2 separate regions of the Homo sapiens genome follow, and region 1 is linked to region 2. A link is a loop called in an ENCODE intact Hi-C map of the cell type or tissue named here. Cell type or tissue: A673. All regions are shown on one strand. Each heading gives the region's core, and the rest is flanking DNA. Links, peaks and the distances in the headings are about the cores only.

Region 1 (5,390 bases), core at 86-5,085, 58 kb after region 2:
GCACTTACTTCACTACCTTGGCTTCTTTGCTTCCATTTTTACATCAGTCCTGTCCATCCCTATCTGCATTGCTCTGTGGTATGTACTAGCAACCAGAATTAAGGAACTGGCAGGCATTTTTAAAATTTCATATACAGTCTAGGCACAGTACCTCATGCCTCTAATTCCAGCACTTTAGGGAGCCAAGGTGGGAGGATCACTTGAAGCCAGAATTTTGAGACCAGCCTGGACAACAAAGTGAGACCCTACCTCTACAAAAAATAAAATTATTGGCTGGGCGCAGTGGCTCACGTCTGTAATCCTAGCACTCTGGGAGGTGTATCACTTGAAGTCAGGAGTTCGACACCAGCCTGGCCAACATGGTAAAACCCTGTCTCCACTATAAAATAACAACAACAACAAATTAGCTGGGCGTGGTGGTGTGCGTCTGTAATCCCAGCTACTCGGGAGGCTGAGGCAGGAGAATTGCTTGAACCCAGGGGATAGAGATTGCAGTGAGCTGAGATTGCGCCACTGCACCCCAACCTGGGTGACAGAGCGAGACTCCATCTCAAAAACTAAAAATAAAAATATAAAAATATTAGCCAGATGCAGTAATGCATGCCTGTAATCTCAGCTACTCAGGAGGCTGAGGCAGGAACATCGCTTGATCCCAGGAGCTCAAGGTTGCAGTGAGCTATGATTGCACCACTGCACTCCAGCCTGGGAAACAGAGCAAGACCTTATCTCTAAAAAAAAATAAAAAAATTAAATAATTAAACTTTTATGCACAGAATCAAAATAAAAACAGCTACAATCACACTTTTAAAGAACTTCTTGTTCTAGCTGATAATAATGTTTGGCTGAGAGACGGGAGGTGAAGAACAGTTATCTCGAAGCCAGTTTGCAATCTGCTACCCTGGAGATTTCTTTGGGAGACTTTGCATGGTTCAGAGGATCTTGTGATTGTTTTGTAAGCAAGGAGGTGCTGCATTTACAAATGCTGTAGAAACAGCTCTGTGTTTTTAATATTCTAAACAGAAATATAGAGTGCCTCTAAATTTCATCTGACAGAAACCTTATGCCTATATTAGCTGTATCCAAAAATAAGAACAAGCCTAAATGAAGACTGCTACAAACCTTTAGCATCAGCAAAAGGCTGTATCTCAAGGGAGAGAATATCAGCACAAGGAAAATACCAGGTTTAACTAGAAATCAGAGGACCTGATAAAGACATATCCTACTGCACAGTTAATTGCTCAGAGAGCAAGCAGGAAAGTGAAAAATATACCACTAATGTCCATTGTTTGTGAATGGCTAGGGTTGGGTCAAGTAAGGCTAGCCATGTAGAATATCAGCCCTACTATTGTTCCCAAGAAAACACCGCACACATTCTAAAGATTAGCAAAGGGACTACAGCACAGTAAAAAGGGAGGGGTGCTGAGAATGCCTCGTTTGATCGTTGATTTTCTTTTAATTTACAAATGTGAAAAGGAGTATAGTATGGTACATGGGATGTCATGTATTGTAAGTATATATATTGCAGGGTCTGTTTCATGGTAACAGAATTCAAAAATTAGGATTTTATCTAACCTTTGAGCAATATAAGAAAATTTTAGGCCTGGTGCAGTGGCTCACACCTGTAATCCCAGCACTTTGGGAGGCTGAGGCAGGAGGATCTCTTGAAGCCAGGAGTTTGAGACTAGCCTGGGCAACAAAGCAAGACCCCATCTCTACAAATAAAGAAAGAAATGATAAATTAAAAAAATAAAATTGAAACTAGTTCCACAAGAGGCATTGGGGGCTATTAATTTAATTGAATCATTCACAGATATAACCATTTTAAGGGTATATCGGTGTGAGCTAAAGGTTATCTGGACACTCATTCTGTTTGGAAAATAGAAACATGTACACGTGAGAGTTACTCTAAGGGTTTATTCTAAAAAGAAAAAATCTGATGGGTGAACATTTGCTTCCTTGGGTTATGTGCCATAATGTCCCCAACATAATTTTCCTGAAAAATGACTATATGGGTTACCAAAACAAACATATACATCACTGCAACACTTTGTAGTAACATATGCAGTGCTTTAAGCCAACTCAAAGATGTATAACGTAGAACTGGAATCATTTCCTAGACAGAGGACCAATAGCAATAACCCTTAATAGCCCAGGGTCTCCAGGGGCACATTTAAAGCAGGATTCCTAGAGGCTGCATTTCGGCAGCCACTGTGGAATGAAATAAACACTTTGGAGCAGAGCAGGAAGTCCCGCTGTTCAGCACTAGCTGGTTTCAAGCCAACGGTTCCTAATCTCAATGAGCAGCAGCTGTCATAGCCATTCTGCAGGGATGTCTTTTTGAAAGTTCTTAAAGATCTTAATTGTGACCTTCCCCTCTGGCTCTAAGTAAGGTTCTTCTTGCTCACCTGTCATATAATTGGGAGCACTCAATTTCATGATCAGCAACACAAAATGAAGTGGAGAATACTCTTATCAAATAAGCTGGAAGCAAGGGACAATCAGAGAGACAGGCAGCATGATGTACTAGAAAGAGAAGTGGGCCTCCTGACAAAACCTGACACAAGGGACAGGCTGCTGCGACCTTGTACAGATAACTCATCGGTAAATCTACTTAACATGCCTGTTTGAAGAATATTGTCTTAGTCCTTTTGAGCGGCTATAACAAAATGCACTCGTCCCTTGATATCCGTGGGGGACTGGTTCCAGAACCTCCTGTGGATACCAAAACTCGATGATGCTCAAGTCCCTGTTAAAAAATGGTGTAGTATTTGCATATAACCTAGGTACATCCTTCCATATAATTAAAATCACCTGTAGATTACCTATAAAACTTAATACAATTTAAATGCTAGGTAAATGATCATCATACTGTGTTGTTTAATGAATAATGACAAGAAAAATTCTGTACATTTTTAGTACAGATGCAATAATTTTTCCAAATATTTTTGATCCCTGGTTACTTGAATCCACAGATGCAGAATCCACAGATATGAGGGGATGACTGTACCTTAGACTAGGTAATTTATAAACAATAGAAATTTATTGTTCACAGTTCTGGAGGCTGGGACGCCTAAGATCAAGGTGCCAGCAACTTCAGCATCTGGTGAGGGCTTGCTCATCAGAGATGGCACCTTCTTGCTGCATTCTCACATGGCAGAAGAGAAGACAAGCTTCCTCCAGCCTCTCAAAAGGACACTAATCCCATTCATGAGGTCTCCGTCCTCATGATCTAATCACCTCCTAAAGACCCCACCTCTTTTAGTACTATTGCATTGGAGGTGAGGTTTCAACATATGAATTCTGGGGGATACAAACATTCAGACCACAGCAAGTGTCTTTTTATGAAAATAAGCATGTGTAAATAAGGCAATCGGGCTGTGTTAACTTCTCAACATAAAGCACACTTGCAAAAATTCTTAGTTGAATCACTTTGGAGTCTATTCAAGATAATTTCTCATATTAAGGCCTCAGCCTGCCATTCCAAAGATACCTTCCTGTGAACCTGCTCTCAGGCACTGAATGAACAGCTAGGCTGGCACACCAGCCACACCCCCACCTGGCCAACTTCCAGTCTCTGCCTCTAATCCTGCCTTCTCCCATCTCCACCTACTGAAATCCCATGCAGCCTTTCCATATTCAGCTCTAATGCCATCTTCTTTATGAAATTTTCTATCAAAGGGTGGGAGACAGAAAAGGGAGAGGGATGAGAGCCAGGGAGAGATTTGCTGCCACTTGATGGCTTTAGCTTTGCAAAGGCAGCAAGAAACACAGGGGCTTGAGTCTGAAAACCAACATTGTTGAGATTTCCCAACAGTGGCACAGGCACTAGAAAAGCAGTGGAAGCTCAGCCAGTGAGGTGTTAAAACACAGGCGGGGTGACCATCTGTCCAGGCTATCACAGACAGAATTTTCACCCTGGGTGGGGGTTACAAGGGATGACCCTACATCCCTTCCATGGTTCTAAGCTGTGTCATGGCCATGGGTTCCAAACAGTAAGTTTCAAGTTAGAGGCAAATCTTGTTGAAGGTTCAGTTTATGATTCTCTAATCTTACCTGCCCATTTTCTTGATACATTTTTTATTTAGAAAGAAATACAGGCTGCAGACTAGCTACTTGGGAGGCTGAGGTGGGAGGATCGCTTGAGCCCAGGAGTTCAAGGCTGCAGTGAGCCATGATTGCACCACTATACTCCATCATGGGGCAACATAACAAGACTCTGTCTCTTAAAAAAAAAAGAGAAAGCAACATAGCAGCATAAGAGCAAAGGCTTTAAAGTCAGCCTGCACATGGATATGAATCCTTGTCTTAGACAAGTTACATAACCACTGCTGGTCTCACTTTCCTCACCTATAAAGTGGGCTTAATAACAGAACATCATAAGGGGTTGATGTAAGCAGTATATGAGCTAATACACATAAAGCAGTTAGTGTAGTATACAGCATATAGCATATAGCAAGCATGCAATAACAGTTCATTACTGTCAACATCACTACCATTATTAAAGTGCTTTGCAGGTCCTGACATATGGAAAATGTATAATAAATAACAGCTATCAAGATTTTTAAGTTTTTATTATTATTATTATTATACTTTAAGTTTTAGGGTACATGTGCACAATGTGCAGGTTAGTTATGTATGTATACATGTGCCGTGCTGGTGTGCTGCACCCATTGACTCGTCATTTAGCATTAGGTATATCTCCTAATGCTATCCCTCCCCGATCCCCCCACCCCACAACAGTCCCCAGAGTGTGATGTTCCCCTTCCTGTGTCCATGTGTTCTCATTGTTCAATTCCCGTCTATGACTGAGAACATGCGGTGTTTGGTTTTTTGTCCTTGCGATAGTTTACTGAGAATGATGATTTCCAATTTCATCCATGTCCCTACAAAGGACATGAACTCATCATTTTTTATGGCTGCATAGTATTCCGTGGTGTATATGTGCCACATTTTCTTAATCCAATCTATCATTGTTGGACATTTGGGTTAGTTCCAAGTCTTTGCTATTGTGAATAGTGCCACAATAAACATACGTGTGCATGTGTCTTTATAGCAGCATGATTTATAGTCCTTTGGGTATATACCCAGTAATGGGATGGCTGGGTAAAATGGTATTTCTAGTTCTAGATCCCTGAGGAATCACCACACTGACTACCACAATGGTTGAACTAGTTTACAGTCCCACCAACAGTGCAAAAATGTTCCTATTTTTCCACATCCTCTCCAGCACCTGTTGTTTCCTGACTTTTTAATGATTGCCATTCTAACTGGTGTGAGATGGTATCTCATTGTGGTTTTGATTTGCATTTCTCTGATGGCCAGTGATGAGCATTTTTTCGTGTGTCTTTTGGCTGCATAAATGTCTTCTTTTGAGAAGTGTCTGTTCATAT
Region 2 (5,390 bases), core at 199-5,198:
ATCCTTTTCAACTCATATATTAGGCTGGTAAATGTGTAATCAGAAAAACCCCTGGGCAGATATTGATGGAGCCCTGTATTTGAGTGTTAAGCTTCTGACCTCTGAATTCTCTGAGCCGTTTTCCTCTGTCTATTCACTGTCTCCACCTCATACCCCACCCCCACTTAGCTTGGGGCTAAGAACTCTTGACATAAATACTAACTCTGCAGAGCTGATCAAAAGCAGATGTAGTGAAGGATGTTGACCCTGGATTTCATAGCAGTCATCACTGGGTGAGTAATAAATCTCTATGTTTATATGGCTAGAGTCTTTCCTCTGAATTAAAGACCACTAAACCTTCACATTTGTGGCCGCTGACTGGGAAGAACATCTTTGTCACTGGCTTCTTAATTCAATGTGCCAACAGCTAAGATGCTCTTAGAATAATAAATTGCAGTCTCCCTCCTGACCTCATACACCCCCATGCAGTCTCCCTCCTGACCTCACAGAGGCCCATCCAATGATACTTCATGCTTATCATCCACCCACTCTTTTTAATTGGGCTGGCAGAATCATAGTATCTTAGTCCTGGAGACTTGAACTATGTCTCCCTCCCCACTTTTTCAGTATTAATTAATGTGGTCATTATACTCTTGCCATTGCTAAGGATACAGTGATTTCCTTAGCATTGCTGGATCTTTTCAAGTTAAAATAATAAATCAGAATATTAATTCAAGATGTGGCTGTGACCCGAAGAAGTCATGTGGCTGTGGCACTAACAAGTTATGTGCCTTCACCAGCCCTTCATCTCCCACGGCCTCTTCTTCATAAAAGTGAAGACATTGAATTCTAAATCTTTTTTGATTCTATCACGGTTTACAGTGATAGCTGGTGACATATTGTGGCCATTGGTGTCTTTAATATATTGTGACTATAGTAGCTGTTAACAGCCTGTATGTGTGATTGGAAAACGGCAGTGTACCCTCTCGGAAGTAAGATTTTAATGTGGGAATTGGAAAGAGATTGGTTTGGATAACTCCAATCACATAGAGATCTCTTTCCTAACTCACGCCTCATTTGAGAAAGTAGTAAATTCCCAAAAACAAGCTATTAAATGGCATCTCCAAGGATTCTGAGCTTGAACAGGTCTTCAGGAGTTTAGGTACTGGATATTCCCCAAATAGATTGTTTATCTCCCTGGCTTTTGAAGAGTGAGGATGGGTTATGCCGACTTAAATACATTCTTGTTCAGCCCCTCTACCTCCACATTCTCACTGGCAACAATGGATATAAAAATACAATGTAATGGAGAGAGATTCAGCAAAAACATTGGCCTGTACTTTTCAAAAATATCAGTGTCATGAAAGACAAAGAACAATGAGGAACTGATCCAGAATAACAAAGAGTAAAGATTAAAGAGACATGGAAAATACATTCAGGGCCAGAAAAAAAATGGACAAAAAGTTCATTATAGAGCAATTGGCAACGTTTGAATATGGTGTGACATTATATAAGTGAATATTCTTGTGCTTAGAAAATGCACACTGAAATATATAAGTGAATATTCTTGTCCTTAGAAAATACATACTGAAATATATAAGTGAATATTCTTGTCCTTAGAAAATACACACCAAAGTATCTAGCTGTAAAGGAGAAAGATGTCTACAACTTGCTCTCAAATCATTCAGGAAAAAAAAAATTTAATTGAAAAAAGATAAAAAGATAAGTTGAAAAAACTGAAAAAGAAAATAAGAAAACAAATGTGGGAAATAAGACAAAGAGGGACAAATCTGGATGAAGGATATACAGGAGTTCTTTACACTGCTATAGCTATTTCTTGTGTTTGAAATTATTTACAAAAATATATTAAAAAGAAGACACTGTAGAAATAATTTCAATATTCTAAGACAAAATAATTTTGAACCTAAATTCTATATGCAATCAACTATTTAAGTATTATGACAAAATAAAAACATGTTCAGACTGCAGGACTTAGAATATTTCTTTGGCCATAAACTCTCACTGAAATTAATGCTAGAAAATGTACTTGAGCAAATAAAAAGACATGGGATACAAGAAACTATTATATCCATAGAAATTGGTAAAACGTGCAGCTAAGCCTAAATAATTGTTGTTTTATTGATAGAATCTAGAAGAAACAAAAATCCCAAATAGTTTCAGCAAGGAAAGTAGCAGAGACCTGGGGAAGGAGAAAGTAAATCATATCTAGTTTATCCATTATTCTGAATAAGAGGAAGAGAGAAATACTGATTAATTGTGGTCATACAGAGGAGATACCATGTGCTAAATTTTAAAGGTATTCAGGGTGACATCAGTACAAATGGAGGAGTAAGGAGTTCTGAACATTCTCTCCTCCATAAAATCAACTAAAACAATGGCAAAAATTGTCAGAATCGACTTTTTCAGAACTCTAAAATTAATGAAAGGCTTACAGCAATCCAGGAGCATTTATTCAAGAAAACTGGCTGAAACTTGGTAAGAACAGGGAGTTTTGTGGAGTTTTAACTTGCCTTTTCCATGACCCTCCTCAGCTCAGCAGTAGCCTTGAAAATATGAAACCAGCAGCCTGGCAGCCAGACGCCCTGGGGTTAGGCAGGAAGTGGGGTGCAGGAAGGAAGGTGGTTATGTGGGAGGCAGAACCAGCTTGGAGCTCATTCAAGGCCATGCTTCCAGAGAATTATCATTACTTAACCTGTCTGGTCATTCCCTGGAAGACCGTATTCACAAGACTTATCTTATTTGACCCAGATCAGGGTTAGCCCAGTGTAAACAGCCTCTTCTCCAGGAGAATTTGTCAGAAACAAACAGCAGTGACTATTTAACATTGTGGCTGCCTGTGTGGTGGCTAACAGCTGGGACAAACAATATTCCAACCAAAATGTTTAAAGGGTAAATCTGAGAAATGAGATATCCATGGGGATTTTTTTAAAACTCCAACTTACAGTAGTCTAGAAAAACATGTGCATGTAGAGGGCTGTGGATATGCTCAGGAAAGATCTGAGAAAGCCCTAGGCTATCACCTCTGGCTGACCTTGAGGCCCTACACAAACAGTAAGTGAACACTAAGCAAGAGTTGTCATCCCTGGCTGAGTGTTAAAGGTATGCCTCAATATGCATACAGAGCCACTTAGCACAGATTGGGAGACTTATTTGTTCTAGTCATTTGAGGAAATCTCTGTGTAATCATTAGCTGATGTCTAAGTTAACTGAGCAGAGACATCAGTGAGCACACATGATGAATAAAGACATTATAGAATTACCTCAAAAAAGTTGCTATCAAAAGAAAACAATAATAACAACAAACAGCAAGGACAGCAAATCATGGAGTGGGGAGGGGGAAGAAAGAATCTGATTCCCAGAGATGACACCTAATATTATATGGTGTTCTGTTTCAATTAAAATTTTAAAATATGCAAAAAGAAAGAAAGCCTACATACAAGAAAAAAGCAGGTAACAGAAACTACCTTTGTGGAAGCCAGATGTTGGACTTACTAGACAAAGACATTAAAATCACTATTTTAGATATGTTCAAAAAAAAAGTAATCCATGGGTAAAGAACTAAAGGAAAATATGAGAATAATATCTCACTGTATAGACAATATGAATAAATTGATACAAATTATAAAATGGAACAACCAGAAATTCTAAGGTTAAGAAAATACAACTGGACCAGGTGCGGTGGCTCACACCTGTAATACCAGCACTTTGGGAGGCCAAGGCGGGCAGATCACTTGAGGCTAGTTCAAGACCAGCCTGGCCAACATGGTGAAACCCCATCTCTACTAAAAATACAAAAATTAGCTGACAGTGGTGGCAGGTGCCTGTAGTTCCAGCTACTTGGATGACTGAGGCAGGAGAATAACTTGAGCCTGGGAGGCAGAGGTTGCAGTGAGCCAAGATCACACCACTGCACTCCAACCTGGATGACAGAGCAAGACTCCGTCTCAAAAAACAAAGAAAGAAAATACAACTGAATTGAAAATGTCACTAAAGAGGTTAAACAGCACATATGAGCATACAGAAGACGGAATCAGCAAACTTGAAGACAGTTCAACTGAGGTTATTCAGTCTGAGGAACAGAAAGAAAAGGCAATAAATAAAACTAAACAAGCCTCAGGGACATAAGGGAAATCATCAAGCATATCAACACACGCATACTGGGAATCTGAGAAGAAGGAAGAGAAACAGACAGAAAGAATATACAAAGAAATAATGGCCAAGACCAGCCTGGCCAACAGGGTGAAACCCTGTTGAAAAATATAAAAATTAGCCAGGCATGATGGCAAGTGCCTGTAATCCCAGGTACTTGGGAGGCTGACACAGGAGAATTACTTGAACCTGGGAGGCGGAGGTCACAGTGAGCCGAGATTTTGCCATTGCACTCCAGCCTGGGTGACAGAGTGAGACTCCATCTCAAAAAAAAAAAAAAGAAAGAAAGAAAGAAAGAAGTAATGGCAAAGAGGCAGATGTAAATAGTGTTTTATCAATTATATTATATGCAAATGGATTAAACATGCCAATCAAAACACAGAGATCATCAGAATGGATGAAAATATGATCTATCTATATGTAACTTACGAGAGACATATTTTGAATTCAGAGACACGAATAGAACAAATGATAATCGAAAGAAAACTGGAGTGGCTATACTCATATTACACAAAACAAACTTTAAGACAAAAATTGTTACTAGGGGCAAAGAAGGACATTTTAAAATAATAAAAGAGTCAATCCATCAAGAAGATATGGTCATTATACCACTGATGTCAGCAAGAGGGTTGGCTAGAGTTGCCTGGGACTTTTTCTCCCTGACAAAAAGGGACCAAAACAATGAATAAACAACTGGAGTGACTAAGGAAGTATGCTGGACAGCACCTAAGGATAGGAAAACCCCATGGAGCATGGAAGTCCAGGATAGCATCATAGAGAGAGGAGTGGCACACCCTGCATCTGTAGCACTGTCTTCCCCACCAGGATTGGCTAGGAGTCAGGGGGTACTTTTTCTTACAGGGAGAAGGTAAGTTGGAGATCCCTAGTGGTCCTCATAGCCACTACAGACACCAGCAGTTCTTGCTAGAAAAGAGTCTCTCAGTCCTCACAGGCCCTGAATCCAGTTTGGGGAGTTCTGGAAGTTTCTGTGCTGCACTGCCCTGGAGGAAGAGCCCAAGTTGGGCACTACCTATCCCCACAGCCTGAGCTGCTATGACATGGTGCCATCTTCAAGCTGGACACACTGCTAGAGTGCATCCTGCCCTAGGGGCTGGTGGCCACTGCCTTTCTCCATCCATAAGACCCTGTTATCATTCCAACATGTTCACATAGGTGACTGTGACACCATAACCACAGCTTCATGGAGCCTAGAACCAATGGAATAATGGAGACTCTGGTGG

The links. A loop is a pair of places that touch in the nucleus more often than their neighbours do. Peaks named below come from ENCODE experiments on the same cell type or tissue, not always from the same donor. Only the 100,000 strongest peaks of a DNase experiment are listed, where the experiment ranks them.
Region 1: a loop joins it to region 2, with 4 times the contacts of the local background. A loop is called at or near these places in 2 of 110 quality-filtered maps.

Annotation. Positions count from the first base shown.
Region 1 is chr10:70,032,188-70,037,577 of GRCh38, forward strand. No RefSeq gene overlaps it. Among named protein-coding and RNA genes, the nearest start is that of MACROH2A2, 18 kb to the right of the region's middle. In A673, for the core only: no CTCF peak of the experiment used is centred there; a DNase peak (open chromatin) is centred at 2,224; H3K27ac peaks cover 2,828 bases.
Region 2 is chr10:69,974,512-69,979,901 of GRCh38, forward strand. No RefSeq gene overlaps it. Among named protein-coding and RNA genes, the nearest start is that of LINC02636, 32 kb to the right of the region's middle. In A673, for the core only: no CTCF peak of the experiment used is centred there; DNase peaks (open chromatin) are centred at 310 and 2,610; H3K4me3 peaks cover 731 bases; H3K27ac peaks cover 3,105 bases.